Linked DNA regions of Mus musculus: region 2 is linked to region 1. Evidence: chromatin loops called from intact Hi-C (ENCODE). Cell type or tissue: left cerebral cortex. All regions are shown on one strand.

The links. A loop is a pair of places that touch in the nucleus more often than their neighbours do. Peaks named below come from ENCODE experiments on the same cell type or tissue, not always from the same donor. Only the 100,000 strongest peaks of a DNase experiment are listed, where the experiment ranks them.
Region 2: a loop joins it to region 1, with 2.5 times the contacts of the local background. A loop is called at or near these places in 3 of 42 quality-filtered maps.

The regions. Positions count from the first base shown.
Region 1 is chr8:18,627,048-18,635,047 of GRCm38, forward strand. Mcph1 (microcephaly, primary autosomal recessive 1) reads left to right here. Exons shown (of 14, transcript NM_173189.3): 6 at 71-193; 7 at 2,499-2,588; 8 at 4,469-5,596. Among named protein-coding and RNA genes, the nearest start is that of Gm25763, 17 kb to the left of the region's middle. In left cerebral cortex, a CTCF peak has its summit at 3,831; a DNase peak (open chromatin) is centred at 3,815.
Region 2 is chr8:18,806,674-18,814,673 of GRCm38, forward strand. It overlaps a transcript of Mcph1 not described here. Among named protein-coding and RNA genes, the nearest start is that of Agpat5, 36 kb to the right of the region's middle. In left cerebral cortex, no CTCF peak of the experiment used is centred here; DNase peaks (open chromatin) are centred at 4,753 and 5,066.

The DNA of each region.
Region 1 (8,000 bases):
GAAATGTGGGGCTGGGGGTGGCTCTTCCAGGAACTGCTGGTAAGGTGTGACGGTGGAAGTTTGTTTTCAGATGATGACGTTCCTGTCCTCCTGTTTGAGTCCCCTCGCTCACTGGTGTACAGCTCCCCAGTGAATGTGATGAAGAGGAGACTGCAGGATATGAAGGAGAAGAGGGAGAACCTTTCCCCTACCTGTAAGTGGCTGCAGTGTAGAATGAAAAGGATGTCTGCTGGCGAACTACAGAAGAAAGGTTACTTGATCTCTACCCTAGGTGCTTGCTGTTTTTCCTTTCTGCAGTGCATGGGTCAAGGGATCACGCTGCACCCCCAGTCTCCTTACCTAGACATTTTGAGTGCTTCCTGAATTTAGTACTTAATTTCAGTGGAGACCTTTCTAGTGTTTTTTTCCAGAAGAAATGTGCTTTGTAAGGTTGAGTGTTCTTCAGTTCCCTTCTTGCAGCTCCTTCATCGTTTTCAGTATCTCTTTTCTTTTTCAAAAAAAGTAAGGAGCCGGAAAAATGGCTCAGAAGTTAGAGTGCTTGGTACCTTTGCAGAGGATTGGAGCCCAGTTCCCAGCACCACATTGGGTAACTCATAACTGTCTATGACTCCAGCTCCAAGGGAGCCAGTGCCTTCTTCTGGCCTGTGTGGGAACCTGCATACATGTGTAATTTAGACATGCATATACACATAAATAATAAAAAACATTTTTTACAGAATAAAATAATAAAAAACTAAGTTAGTCAGGTCTCTTTAAAAGGAGAATATTTTAATTACCTATGTAGTAGTAAGCACATTTTAATAAGATGATGAGCAATGCTGTGAATAAGCAAAGCCTTGCCTCCCCACTGCTTACACTCCTCTGCTGATGTATGTACAGTTGGAATGATACAGGTGTGCCTTCTGTGTGCGGCCGTAGTTTATTTCTTACTTAATTTAGATCATTAGAATATTCTTTTTTGTTTGTGGTTGTTGTTGAGACAGGATTTCTCTGTATAGCCCTAGCTGCCCTACAACTTGCTTTGTAGACAATGTGGTCTTGAACTCAGAGATCCAGCTGCCTCTGCCTCCCAAGTGCTGCGGTTAACTGTATGCACTACCATGCCAGCCACATCATACGCATTTTATTAAGCCTTTTCCTTCACTTGCTACCATTACAAACTACACTAGACTCATCTGCATCTCAGGTCCATGAGTATCAGCCATGGTAACAAGTAAGACTGAGATGAACTGTAGCTTTTACAGAGACACCATCATGGTTTTGTTGGCAGCTGAAGCAGGTATATAGCTCTGTCTCATGTGCATGTCCAAATTGATTCAACGCGTATATGAACTGAGTCAGAGATTTTTAAACCCCACAGCTGAAAGGCCACTGTGGTGAGTGCATGTCTGTAATTCAAATCCTAGTATTCAAAGCTGGAGGCAGGAGGAGCAGGAGCTCAAGAACAGCTTGTAAAGTCAGCCTGAATTAACTTGTTAAAATGAGCTTGTCCCTAAAAATAAAAATAAAAAATTTAAAGCCCCCAACACCCCCCCCCTCCACTTTGCTTCCAAAGTAACTGTACAAAGGCTAAGGCTATGTATTTCAGTTCTTGCCTAGTGTGCACAAAGCCCTGGGTTCAGTTCCCAGCATCAGAACAACTGAACAACCACAGTATCTGAGGACTTCTGACTGCCCATACCTTCTTTGTATATATGCCCTTGCTTTATAGTCACTTTATTAAGTTTTCTGAGGGAAACATCCTCTGATTTTCCTTTTGAAAAAACGACTTTTAGAGGATGCTTAAGTACTGTACTTCCAGAGGACACAAGAACAGTTCCCAGAAGAATGTTGGGTGGCTCAAAACATCTTGTGACTACAACTAGAAGGGATCCCAGTACCTCTTCTATACTCATGTCCCATACCCATACACAGAAACACATAAATACACATAATTTAAAATAAATTTTAAAAATCTTTGGATATGTTTGTTTTGTCTCTTGTATGGACAGCTTTTGAAGATAGCGCCTAGAGCCTCATTTATTGAATCATTGATGTTCTAGATATTTTCTTTAAAACTGGTTTCTTAACTGAAACACTGTTGACTTTTGGGGACAATTTGTTATTGTGTAGTCTTTCTAAACCAGTTGCCCCTGTCTGTGTCAGCACTGGACTTTTACTTACTTAGAAGTAAATATTAGAAACTTCAGTTCTCAAACCGAAAACATTCACTTAATTTGGTTTAAGCTTCATACAAGTTGGATTTTGAAAGTCCCATCTCATGTGATTGTGTGATCATGTTTGTGGGGCAGTGATTGATAGGGATTCATTTTGTCAGTCTTAAATCTACAGTATAACTGATATAGTTTTTGTTCTCGAATTATATTAAGCTTAGCCTAAAGGTAAGATTAATTTCCTGTGTATATGGGATCAGGAGCAGAATGGGTAGATATGCTCTTGTCCCTGTCCAGTAGGCAATTCTGCCATCCAGTTATTGAAACTTGTCATTGTGTTATCAGCCTCCCAGATGTTGGAGCAGTCTCAGCAGAATCCATGTGTCAGTCTGTTTGAAACATCCTTGAACATTTCTCACCAACCTTTGAGTTCAGGTAAAATTGTAATATGTATTTTGTTTTTGTAACAGACTTATGATTTGAAAAGTGTGTGTGTGTGTCTCCTCTCACACTGTACTTTTTGAGCTAGACTTTTTCTGTGGAGCTCTGGCTAGCATGGCACTTCAATAGATACCCAGCTAGCCTCCAACTAGAACCATGTCCTTGTCTCCTCGAGTACTGAGATTACAAAAATGCTCCACCATGCCAAGATGTCGTGTGGTCCGTTCTAACCACTCAAGCAGCTGAGTAGACCTAAGTTTCTCCATGAGATTTGGTCTTATGGTATTGGGGACCTCCTGCTTGAACTCTTATTAGTCCCTCCCTGGGGATTTGTTTGATTGTTTGCTTTGTTGTGGAAATCCTTGTGACTATATATGATTTAAATGCAGTGTAAATGTATATCTGAGCACAGTTAGCACTAAAGAGGAATTATTCGTGTTTAATTAAGCCATGAAGCATATTATTGAAAAGAGTCTGTGTTAAATAGTATAGGAGCCCTTGACCTTTTTTCAAGGCTATATAGCTGTCAGGTGTTGAGTTCTTTACACTTCCCTCACGTAAGTCCATGGGGGCCTAAGTGAAGTCTGTGGAAACCCTAAACAACTGTGTTCAAAAGGGCTTCAAACGCCACATGAGGAGATTCAGCTAGGTGTTCTTCCTGTCCGTGGGGTGTATTCTGGCAGTCTGTCCTGCATGTTCTGAGCTTGTTTACCCATTCATCTTTTCTTTGCTCAGTTATATCTCCCATAGATTGGAAGCAAATGGCGATAACAATGCTGGCTTACCTTTCCCTATACTGTTCTTGTGTCTCACTGTATCACACACACACCCCAAGTCTCCATGAGGTAGGCTGCATCCCCACTCCCATTTCACAGAAGAGAAAACCAGGAGGTCAAGTGGATTGTGCAAGATCCTGAGGTTGTGAGTGATACACCCAGGCTTCTGACATAAGTAGTCTAAGAATTTATGCTCTTAGTGATGTGCCACACTGAATCGTGGCTTATTGAAGAGTGATTAATGCATTCAGTTCCTAAGAGTAAATCTCAGTATCACTCCAACTGCTGTCTTGGAAGCACTTCAGCAGAGGCCCAGTATCAGCTGACCTTTGCTTTTGCCCCTCCCTTCCCAGAGCACAGCTTCAAGGACAGGATATCTCTGTTGCCACCACTCTGCTCTGAAAGCCGAGCTCGAGTTGTTTAAGTTAGAATCCCAGCACTGCCTCCAGATGGTGTCTTTTCTCTAAAAAAGGAAGCCTTCAGCTGGGCAGCACTGTACCAGTAGAACTGGGTCTGAGTAATGACCACAGGTTCAGGAAAGTGAGCAGAAAGTGCTGACTGCCCTCTAGTACTTCAGTATAATGAGAGGACAGTAGCATGCTGAGTCCCAGGAGGGGCTAGCACTGTGACCTGACAGGATCAGGAGAGTCACAGGTGACACTGACACTGAGCTGGTTTTGAAGGATGAGTTGTGTTTACCCACAGCAAAATGTGTCAGAAAGCTGGGGTCAGAGTGGGGAGCCTGCAGAGGTGATGGACAGCGTATCATTACTTCTGAGAGAAGTGCAGACTTCATGAGAGATCGGAATATTGAGAGCCCCACATGCTTCATTTGAAATATAAATAAAACATGAGGACTTGATGGAAGAACAGGGGACAGATATGAGGAGCCGTGTTCTGTTTATGAGGAGAAATGGCTTATAGAAGACCAAAGCCTAGCCAAGCATGGTGGCACATACCTTTAAACCAAGCCAGCATTCAGGAGGCAGGGACAGACTCTCTCTTGAGTTCCAAGCCAGCTAGAGTTACACAATGACCAGTGACACCCTGTCTGGTCACTTGCACATTTTAAAGGCGATTCTTTGTTGATCTCTGCAGATGAATCCTTTGCCAGTGGCTCCCACTCATCTTTCGGTGATTCCTGTGGAGATCAAGAAAGGAAACTGGGAAGATCTGCTAATGAGATGACCACGGTGACATGCCCTTCCTCACCTGTGTTGAGGGCAAGCAGTTTTTATGGCTCAGCATCACCCAACCATCTCAGGCAGCCACGTCCTCAGAAAGCTCCAGACAGTCCTTCAAAGGAGAGCATCAACTGTCAGAAGGATGCTACAGGTGCGGTAGCTGATTCCGAGAGAAAGCAAGCTGCAGGTGTATCTCAGGGGGTGCCTGATGAGAAGCTCTGTCTGTCTCCTACGATGTCCATCATAGAAGAACACCAAGTACGGTTGGGACCCAAGAATTCTTCTGCAAAGAGAAAAAGGGCAGCGGACTTGGGTTCATCTCCAAAAGGAAAACTGAAGAAGAGGTACAAGAGAAAGTCTGCTCTGGCAATACAGTTATTCAAGTCCGACCAGAGCCCGCCGTCCACAATCAGACTCATTCCGGGAACTCCTGACGTTGAGGCTTCTTCCTATGAGGACTATTTTTCCCCTGATAATCTCAAGGAGAGGAATTCGGAGAGACTTCCTCCTGAGGCTCAGCAACTAGCAAGCCCTTCTCTGTTCCACTGCAGAGGTCTCTCAAAGTGGGAGCGAAGAAACATGCTGGAAATGTGTGATTTTACCTGCATTGGTGAAAAGCACAGATCCATCAGCAGCATTAGTGACTTAATTTCAAAAAGTGCCTCTAGTCTTGAGAAACCTGTCAAGGAGGAAGTGAATACAGCTTCTACCTGCTTGCTTTTGGTGGAGACCTCTGCTAACGACAGCCCAGGGCTTTGCAGTCAGCCTGGCCCTCAGCTGAGGGATGACACAGGCCCAGAGGGAAGCAGCCACCCTGACACCCTGTCTAGTTCTGCCCACCACATCACACCCTTGAAAGGAAATAGTACAGAAACCAGAGACCCAGGTGATGGAAAAGGCTCCCCCAAAGAAGGTAGCACGCCTCCTGCATCAGCCTCTCCTGAAGATGAAGTACACATCTGTAATCTCAGTTTGGGAGAGGATTGTAATGTAGAAAAGTCTGTAGAAGAAAAGGAGAACATAGCCACAGGATATAGTGAAAGTATGTGAGCCTCATTTCCCAAGTATTGTTTGTTCTGCCAGTGTGTAATACTGTGCTCGTATTTTAAATCTGTCCTTAATCTTTATAATTTAAGTCCTTCCCCCTCTCCTTTTATTTTAAGGAATTGATATTTCCAATGATGCTCTTGAGGGATAGGTGGGAGGCCCTGACCTGAACTTTGTAGTCAAATGTGTCACCATGAAAATACCTCCCCAGGCTTTGTCCTAGTGGATTAAAAGAAACAGTAGTGCTTACTTTAAACTGTTGACCTGTATACCTTTCCTATATGCCTCTCTCACTCAGCATGACTGCACCAGAGACATAACTGATAGAGGAATTTCTTTTCTTTTTATTTTTAATTTGAGTTTATTTAGTAAGGGTTTTAATGTGAGGAATGCAGTAAAGAAACCGCCAAAAGACCGCTCCATAACTAGGAAGGTTTTTCTTATGAATAAGAAAGTATCCAGAAGCATCTGGAATAGTCCAACACAGAGAGAAAGAGAACCAGACTGGCTGTGGCCATGGCGATCTGCCAGAGAAGAGAGATGAGCAAGAGGTGAAGAGTGCAATTCAAGAGTGGTGGGGAGCAAGGGAGCAAGAGATGCAGGGGGTGGGGGAGGAAGGGAGGGAGGGAGAGAACAAGAGAGCGAGAGAGAGAGAGAGAGAGAGAGAGAGAGAGAGAGAGAGAGAGAGAGAGAGAGAGAGAGAGAAGCTGAGGCTAGCAGGAGTACCCAGGGCTGAGGGCTCTGAAGAGAGCTGGGATCTGAGGTTCAAAGGTTGCAGGTTGGAGGCTAGGGTGGAGGCTTGTATACTAAATGCTATCAATGAGGGAGCCTGGCGGCAGCATGGGCTTTGATACAGCCACAGATACATGTTAGTGTAGCCATATGTCCTTTCTGCTGCACATAAGAAAAGTGACTCCTTTTGGCTTGGGAACTATTTTCACAAGTTCCTGAGGAAGGCTGGCTTTTATCTATCCAGATTGAGTTGGGCGTAGACTCAATTTTGGGCCAAGTCAGAAGGCTTGCCCTGGTTGACGTAGGGAATGGGGTTGCCCGTTTGACCTGGCATGCTTCTACTGTAGAACTCTAGAGAGCATCAGCCATGATTTTGCTAACAGAAACTATGAAAAAGTTTTGAAATTTGTCATCACTGTTTACTTTGGGCACTGAAACTTTGGGCAATGTTAAATAAGAGCAAACATTAATTAAGACATTTTGCTCAATTAAAAATTTAGTTTTGGATCTCTCTCCAGCCCCCAAGTAACTCTGGTGTGGCTTTGATTTCTGCTTATTTTGTATCAAGACTACCATTCAAATAGGTTTGTTTATTCCAATCTGTAACTTAATTATAATTACTAAAGTGATTTATTTGTTGATCAACAAATAATAAGCTATATGATTATAGGGATTTAGGCAAAGATGGCAAAAATATCAACAGATTTTTGCAAAGTTGAACTCAGCCTTTGACCATTATTTAAGTTTGGCTAATATTAAATATGATCCAACTGACTCTTGATCAGTTCTACACTTGAGGTGGTTTCACCCACTGTGGCTAGGGCAGCTGTGTTGGGCTGAAATAATCACAGTTCTAGCTCTTTGAGAATAAACTCACCTAAATTGGCTCAGTACATCAATTAAATGATTTTTGGATTTTAAGCTGGTAAATAGCTTGGGTTTTGAATAATTTATATTATATTCATAATAGTATTGTTACATCTAGATTATTATGTGTTTTCAAAAATGTATAAAATTACATAGACTATAGTAAATATGAAAAAGTATAATGTTTTGACAGTTCAGAATATCCTGTCTTGTGTTTTGAGTTTTTATCTTTTTTACAAAGCACTTGAATATTATATGATATGTAAATATAATTTAAGTGGGGCAAACAGCCCGGCACACCCTAAACCCTAGCACTGCAGGTGTGCAGTCATTAGAAGAATGTGTGTTTCTTCATCCAGGGCTCAACCTTCCTGTCTTCAGTCCAGACCATTAGGCTTCAGAAACTGCATGAAGGGCATGGGCATTGGGTGGCACTCCAGTACTCAGAGGACACTGGGAAATGTGCTGATTGTGAAGTGGGCCGGCTTGCTGGGACACAGGCAGGGGTGGGTGTGACTAAGTTTGACTCTGATGGAAATATTCTGTAAATTATCACGTCACTACCACAAGACAACATGGGCTCCTAAGACATGAAAACCCCTCTCTAGCCTAAATCTAAGCACTTTTTTATACTTAGTAACATTAAGAAGACTCACGAATATTTTATATTGTCCACTATCAGCCCAATCTGGATTTGGGACAATCAACTCTTTGGAGATCCATCCTAGATACAACCATAAATCCTTGGGCTGAAACGGAAATTCCATACTTGCCCCAAATAGAGCCAGGAAGGCTGCTCT
Region 2 (8,000 bases), 180 kb after region 1:
TGTCTCAGATTTGTCCCTGTAATATTGTGGAGTGTCTTACATGTTTTCTTATAGTATTTTACTGGATAAGAGTTAGAAATCTCGCCGGGCATGGTGATGCACACCTTTAATCCCAGCACTCAGGAAGCAGAGGCAGGCGGATTTCTGAGGACAGCCTGGTCTACAGAGTGAATTCCAGGACAGCCAGGGCTATACAGAGAAACCCTGTCTCGAAAAAACAAAAAACCAAAAAAACAAAACAAAACAAAAAAAAAACAAACAACAACAAAAAAAACAGAGAAATCTCAGGGCAAGCTTAGCAAAGTATATTTAGAATCTTTATTACAGCCAGTTATAGCAGACAACATTGTATATTAGAAGCAAGTTGGTGAATTCTCTTGACAAATGGAGATTCCCCACAGATACTTAAAAGAACAGCCAAGTTACTCTCATATGCAAGAATTTACCAAGGCCTAGGAAATAGGGGGGTTGTGGTATTGCATTATTCATGAGAAGGTCTGCTAGAGCAGAACCCCCTGGTGCTAGCTTTCACAAGACTCAAAGGAGTAACACAAATTGTGACTAGGGTGTGAAATCCTTACCTGTCATTAGGTGACCCTAGGCAGGGCTGTTTTATCTTTACTGTAAATGTTACCTGGTTCCTGTAAGTTCCTTTTGAAGTCATTCCTTTGTTTTGTGTCAGGTAACTTCAATGTACTTTGCCTGCTGTGACATCCTACCCCTTTGTTTTCTGTATCATATAAGACTAGTGTTCACTTTGTGACATTACTTTGTCATTCGCCCACCTGCAACCAGAGACCCATTCCTAGCAGATAGCAGATCCAAAAAAGGAGATAGTCTGCAACAGTCACCACCTTAAAGACCCTGTCTCCAGAATCAGTCAAGTTCAACGTCTGGACTTTGACATTGACTTAGTGTGTATATATAAGTTTATATAACATTATAAACACATGCATGTATATATATACAGTTAATAGACATGCATTATGCATACATAGTAAGAAGCAAATGGCATATAAGAACTAAATTTTTTCATAACAATGTATAAGAAAGTGAATAATGTTATTTAAGATCTTCAAAAGAACACATGACTTAAAATTTTATATTTAAAAGCTAACTCTTAAGCAAATATGACATGGCAAACTCATAACTGAATGCCAGGACCCAGGACTGTTATTGCCATGGTCTTGGAGGAAGAGTCCACTGGGAGGCAAAGTCTAAACAAGCAAGATGAGGAGTCAGTGAGGCTGTGGTGGTTAGGTATGGAAATAGAGGTATACAAATAGAGATAAGCAAATAGGCAGAGAGATAAAACCAATGCCTAGGACTGAAAGGAGTGGTAGAGTGGGTGGGGGCTAGAAGCTCTGATAGAGGAAGACTTAGATATGTACACAGCAATAAAACATTTTCAGTGTTCACAATGGCAGCAGTACGAGTGTGATTTTTCTTAACATTCCACACGCGCGCGCACACACACACAACAGTCAAGGAAATTCTTCATTATCTCCTGTATCTGAGAATTAGAATCTCAAGTGTGGAGGAGAGAAGTCCCAATATGATGAAGAGGACAAGTTTTATAAACCAAACTCATGGCACATGTACAGCATATGTGTATAAACTGTTACACCTATATATAACAAGAAACACATGTAATACCTAGCTTTGTCCACACAGTGAATGTTCCTCAGTGCCCAGGTTATAGTCCTAAAGCAGTATTTCTAAACAAAACTATAGCAAGACTTCTCTACATGGCTAATTTTACACAGACTACTGGGTGATAGCTAGAAAATTCACAGACATGCTGAAAGAGGCTCTTACCAGGTAAGGTGAAGCATCTCGTGCTTCATGATAACTGTAGTATTTTCCAGCTCCTTCAATAGTGTTTCTTGGTGGCGCACTCGCCTAGTATGTACAAGAACCAAGGTGCAATCACCCACAAGGGGCTGGGAGAGGTCCAGTATCAAAGACTGCAGAAATCCCGACAAAAGCAAAGAAGCAGACAGCATGCTTCCAAGAGTCTTGACAATGGTTTAAGTCTGAATATGATCTCAAGCATCAATTTCCAGAAAACGCAGAAAACCAACAATGATCCTGAAGAATATTTAAAATGTCACCCAATTAATGACACATCTTCCTAGAATTCAGAAATCGCTATATTATACCAAGCAAGATAATAAAAAGTTAATTCACATATAGCTATCTTTTAGTCATATATCATCAAAGGCAAAGTGAAAAAACACCAGAATTAGGCTGATTGTATTCTTCTAATGGCATGTGAACAGAGAGAAAATGGATCTCTTCAATGTCCTAGTCAATATTCATAAATCTGGAATTTTAAATTTAATGTTAGTAACTTCTAAACATGAGATCAAAAAGACATTTTCAGGTAAATGAAAGATCATCATTAACTTTTTGTGTATACATGTGTACACACCCTTGCAGCCATACATGTACATGCATATATGAGGATGCATAAGCCTGCACCCCTGTATGCCTGTGCAGATGGAAGCCAGGCATTGATCTTGGGTCTCCCTCAATTGTTCTCTGCCTTATTTTCTGAGACCTGAACCTGGAGCTCACCAATCAGTGTGACTGTCCTGCAAGCCCCTGGGAGGATCCACCTGTTTCCACGTTGTCAGTTTCAAGATATCTCCCTGGCACATAACTTTAAACTGTGAAGTAGATATAAAGGAATCTAAAGAAATATGACATATATCTTCAAACCTTGTAAGTAAAGATAAATGAAGGAAACACAAAAGCAGATCAATGGTTATTCAGTGTGGTCCTGAAGCAAGGAAAGATATGAGATCCATTGAAGTTTTCCCTGTGGGCACTGTACTACAAAGAAGAGCAAGTGATTAGTGGTTTGCTAGTTTCATTTGGAGAGGAAAAAAAAAAAAAGATAATTCTTCAGACTGGAGCACGTGTGTGTACGTGTGTGTTCCCTTCAGCTCTTTCTCTGCTCTAATTTTGGCAAACAACTTGTTTTTACCTCCTGGACAGTGAGCTTCACCAGAGGATCCTATTTCTCTGGCTCCAGTGAGCAGCCACAAGGCGTCACCATGAATGCTGGAATCTTCTGGCGGGTTGGATGCCACAGTTGCTGACAGACCACCTCTAGACTCTCTGAGTAGAGCAATGGGGGCGGGGCTGGGGGGAGACTAACTCACATCTCAACTAGTTAAAAAAAATACCAACGATCCCCAAATTATAGTGTGCTATATAGGTTTATGAAGCAGGCATTGGGAAGTCTACAAGAACCCTATCAAAGCTGGTATTTGCTTTCTGAACTGACCATTATATAACTTACTATCCATTGTATAATTGAGATATAGTAAAGAATGCTCTAGGTTACCCATGTTTTTAAACATTTTCAGAGCAGACCTAGACCACAGGGTGCTTGCCAATCCACCTAGACTTTAAGATCCATACCCTCCATTTGCTAAATCACTGAGACGTTGTCCTGAGCCAGCCCCTGGCTGGAGTGAGGGCATGGGAATGAGGAGTTAAGCTCCACTTTGTGGAGGGGAGGAGGTCCCCAAGGCCACTGCCCAGGAAGCATACCTATCTCTGCAGCACTCTAACCTTTAGAGGGTTAAAAAAAAAAAAAAGAGGCCAAGGAACAGGGTAGCTGGCTGGCATGTAGGCCAGCCATCCAAAGGGCAATGATGGAGCCCCGGAGGGTCAGATGCTTATGTATTGAAGGAGGAGGGCCCATGACCCATACAGGACAGCCCACTGGTGCTAGAGCCCTGAAGATTGTGAGGTACTGATATTTCCACCTATTCCATCACTCATCATCTACCATGGGTTCAAATTTCCAATAAAATATTTCATTTTTAGCTTAGTTCTCAAGGCCGATCCTATTCTGGCTGTGGAGAGAAGAAAACCCGTAAGTAATGGACCTGAGGAAGAATCTGGCTCCCAAAGGGGGCGCAGCTCAGGATCTGGCGCCTGAAGGTCAGGGGAGAGGATGTGGACAAGAAGGCTATCTGCTAGCCGGGCAGTGGTGGAGCACGCCTTTAATCCCAGCACTTGGGAGGTAGAGACAAGCGGAATTCTGAGTTTGAGACCAGCCTGGTCTACAGAGTAAGTTCCAGGACAGCCAGGGCTACACAGAGAAACTCTGTCTTGAAAAACCAAAAAAAATAAATAAATAAAAAAGGAAGAGGAAGAAGAAGGAGGAGGAGGAGGAGGAGGAGGCTGTCTGCTAAAGAGCCACAGGCTCTAGGCATCAGGTCTTCTCCATAATATCTAGGAAGTTCTCATAGCTTTTGACATGCTAGATTCGAAGTGACAGACTCATTTTCTGCTCTCCATCCCCTCCACAGAGGTATAGAGTAATTCTATACATCTGAGTTGTGCTGAGTCACTGGCTCAGGGGAGCTCCAGAACTGTGTCTAGGGAGGCTAGCAGCCATGACACAGTGTCCTGCACTGAAGGTGCCAGCCAGTGCCCTCCACAGAGGAAAAGAAGGGGATCTGTGGAATGGATGTTTGTAACAGTGGGCCCAAGCATCCTGCACTGGGGTGTCCACTGTATATGGCAAATCAACCAGTCAAGAAGGCATTGTGACCTCAGGCCATCTCAGCTCACCCATCACCAGAGCTGTAGTCACTGTGGATAGAGACAGGAAAGATGAGCCTCCTGCTACAGAAGACGACTTTAAGGGAATCGCTATACTACTACAGCAGAGCTGCATTGGGAACCAGTCCAAGTGCTTTAGTCTGAGCCTCTGTCCTCTTCTCTATGTATGCGTACAGTCCTAGCCTTGAGATTTCACCCAACTTGCTAATCTCTGTGGAGTCTAAGGTAGTGGTAAGATGCCACACATCACCCCAGAGGTTGGCTTCTTTGTTTCAAGGCATCAGTGAGTAAAAGGTTGAGTAGAAGCATCTGTGTCTCCCTGCAGCATCATTACCGTGCCCAGCAGCAGCACCTGTCAGTGGCACAAGAGTGTTCTCTGTTGTCCCAAAAGGCAACACAGAGATCCAATGGCTTGACTTTCACTGGTTTCAGTTATCCACCACCAGCCATGATCTAAAAATATTAAGGGAGTTTTCTAGAAATCACAAGTTTTAAATTCCATACTATTCTAAGCATTATACCGAAACCTCCCATCATCCCACGCTGTCTCAACCGGGGTAAGAATTATGCTCTTAGACCAGTGTATCTTCTTTGTATATACCTCCCGCCTGTCAATCACCCAGTAGCTCTCAATTATGAGCTCTACTCCTGTGATTCAATAGTGCTGTGTTCAAAGGATCCTTGTACAGTAGGCTAATGCTATATCGTTTGCCTTATGTAAGTATTTCCTCATCTCACATCCTCGTAAGAAGGATGAATACAGTGTGTGAATACACTACAGGAGGAGCCAGTGAGATGCCTCAGTTGGTGAAGGTGCTTACTGCCTAACCCGCCATCCTTTCCATTGCTGGACCCACATGGTGAGAGGGGAGAACCAACTCCCAAAGCTGTTCTCTTGGAAGCTCGGTAGATGACTCAAAAGCATTTCTTGCTCTTGTAGAGAACCCAGGTTTGGTTCCCAGCACCCACATGGCAGTTTACAACTATCTGTGACTTGGGTTCCAGAGGACATGACACCCTCTTATGTCTTCCATGGGCACCAAGGCATTCATTCACATGTCATACATAAATACAAGCAGTCAAAAACTCATACACATAAGGTTAAAAACAAGTCCTTTTTTGAGAAAGTTGTTCTCTGACCTGTACACACACACACATACACATACACATAAAGGTTTTTCAAAATATATTTGAGATTATGTGACTTAAAGCATGTTGTTATACTTATTCTAGTTTATCATTAATCTCTTCTGGGCACAGTAGATGTTCTCATGGATGTATGTGTATAGTTAAAGGTGGTGAGTGAAGGTTGCAGACTGTGGTATTGGTCACCCAGTGAGCTCTCAGGCTTGGAGATGAAGAGGGTACGAAGGCCATCAGTGATGGGAGAAGCAGCTTTCAGCTCACTTTTACTCCCCTCCTTGCCCTCCTTGGAAGAAAGGTAACATTTGGATCAAGAACATCCAGCTAGAGAAAGGACAGGGCTTTCCCTCCCTCCCATGCTAGGTCTTACACTAACTTGTCCCTTTGAAGAGCCATCCAGTAAAAAATGGCAAAGCCAGCTTTGTGTCTCAGGTACCCTCCCAGCTCTATGCAAGCCTCTTCTTCTGCCTTCCCCTGTTGCAACCACCACATTCTGCCTCATGTCTCTTCCCTGTTCAGGCTGTTTTGGGAGAGTACAGATCTGTTCCTAGGTCAGAGCTCCATTCCTTGGCCATCTTCATTACTGTTCTGGGGCAATAGTTCACCTGATGGTAGACCATCTTTTTAGAATAGTTCCATAGATGGAAGGATTTGGGGTGCTCCATGATGAGGGAGTTCCTTCACCCCCTTGAGCCCACAGATCTAAAGGTCTAGAACAAACCCAGGTCTGCTCTTTGGGTTGATAACTTGCCCAAAGATCATCTCCTTCTCAGTGACAGAGGAGAGATTCTAATTCCAAAGTCCATGTTCTTTCCAGACATGCTTCTGAAAGGCTTTCCATTGGCCAGTTCCTGCTGCTCCACAGTGTCCTGCCTCCTGCCCAAATGCCCCATCCTCAATGAAACCAATGTGTAGACTGTGTTGCAGCCACCCACCCTTCCCCATCACCCCAGGGATATCTCTGTGACAGTACCCATGTGCAGGAGGGGACATGCCTTGGCACCAAAACTACACCCTCATAAATCCAAAGTATTCCAGCCCCAAGCGGTCCCTGCATCTAGAATGCAATTTCCTTTTCAAAATACCTCCTGAAGAAGCTTGCCAGCAGGCAACAGTTAAACCTCAGTAACTAATAGAGACTGGGGAGAGAGAGAGAGCCAAGCAGATTTAGCCCAATTCAATACATTTACATTTTACCATGTGAGTCTCCAAATGAAATGCTAACTCCGAGGTTGCATAGAATTAGCAAGTAACAAATGCTTATTCTGCCTAACAAGATAAGCTGCCCCTTGGGGACAAACATAATAAATGAATTGAACACTATGGCTGCATACTTTAAATGAAATAGACAAAAATTTTTCCAAGCCAGGAATAGAGGCAAATAAATGTTAATAGAGGGTAGACTTCAGAAAAGTTAAAGTTGTGTCAAGGACTCCACATCCCATCTAAATTGGATTGTGCTAATACAATCAGAGGTGCAGGAACAGAGAGGGGGTGCAGTGGTTCACAGTGGGAGCTCCTCAGCCTGCAAGGAGCATGCCCCTGTGTTTATTACATTCCCACTTAAAGCTTTGGCTCAGCAACACAGCCAGCGACAGGACCAGCGGAGTTCTCAGGATTCCACTGTTAATGTGGTCAACCAGAAACACTTTAGTAAATACAATGTACCAAGAAGAGGATCCTCCGAGATGAACAGCCGTCAGCTTCATCGGAACAGCTGTAACCCCGTTCTCATGAATCCCCCAAGTTTGGGCTTGCCCATTGTCCAAGAAAGGAGTAGAGAGTTTTTGGACCCTCTGCACTTCCCAGACATTTGCATGAAATTGTGTCCCAATCACACATGGCCTCATTCTCTCTGGGTGCTGGCATGTATGTACAGGCTGTGGGAGGGTAACTAAAAGATGAAGTCCATCTCTGCACCCCATGGCTATCCATCGTTATCCATGCTGGGACTTCCTGGTACCACAGCTGCTTTGGGACCACCCACGATCCTGTAAGTAATCCCTCACTCACGCTCTGTAAATAAGCCCAATACACTCTTTAGTCCCTCAAGTTGTACTCTAGGGGGAACAGCACTTTGGTGTGTTGTTTGTGCTCTATGAGAAGGGGGTAGACCTTTGCCTATCTCCACAGTGGATCTTCTCAGCTTCCTGCCCCAGCCACCTGCTGCCCGACTACCCTGCAATCACGACTCCTAATCTTCTGGAATTATAAGCCAAAGTAAATTCCCCCTTAGGTTGTTTTAGTCTTGGTGCTTTATCGCAGCAGCA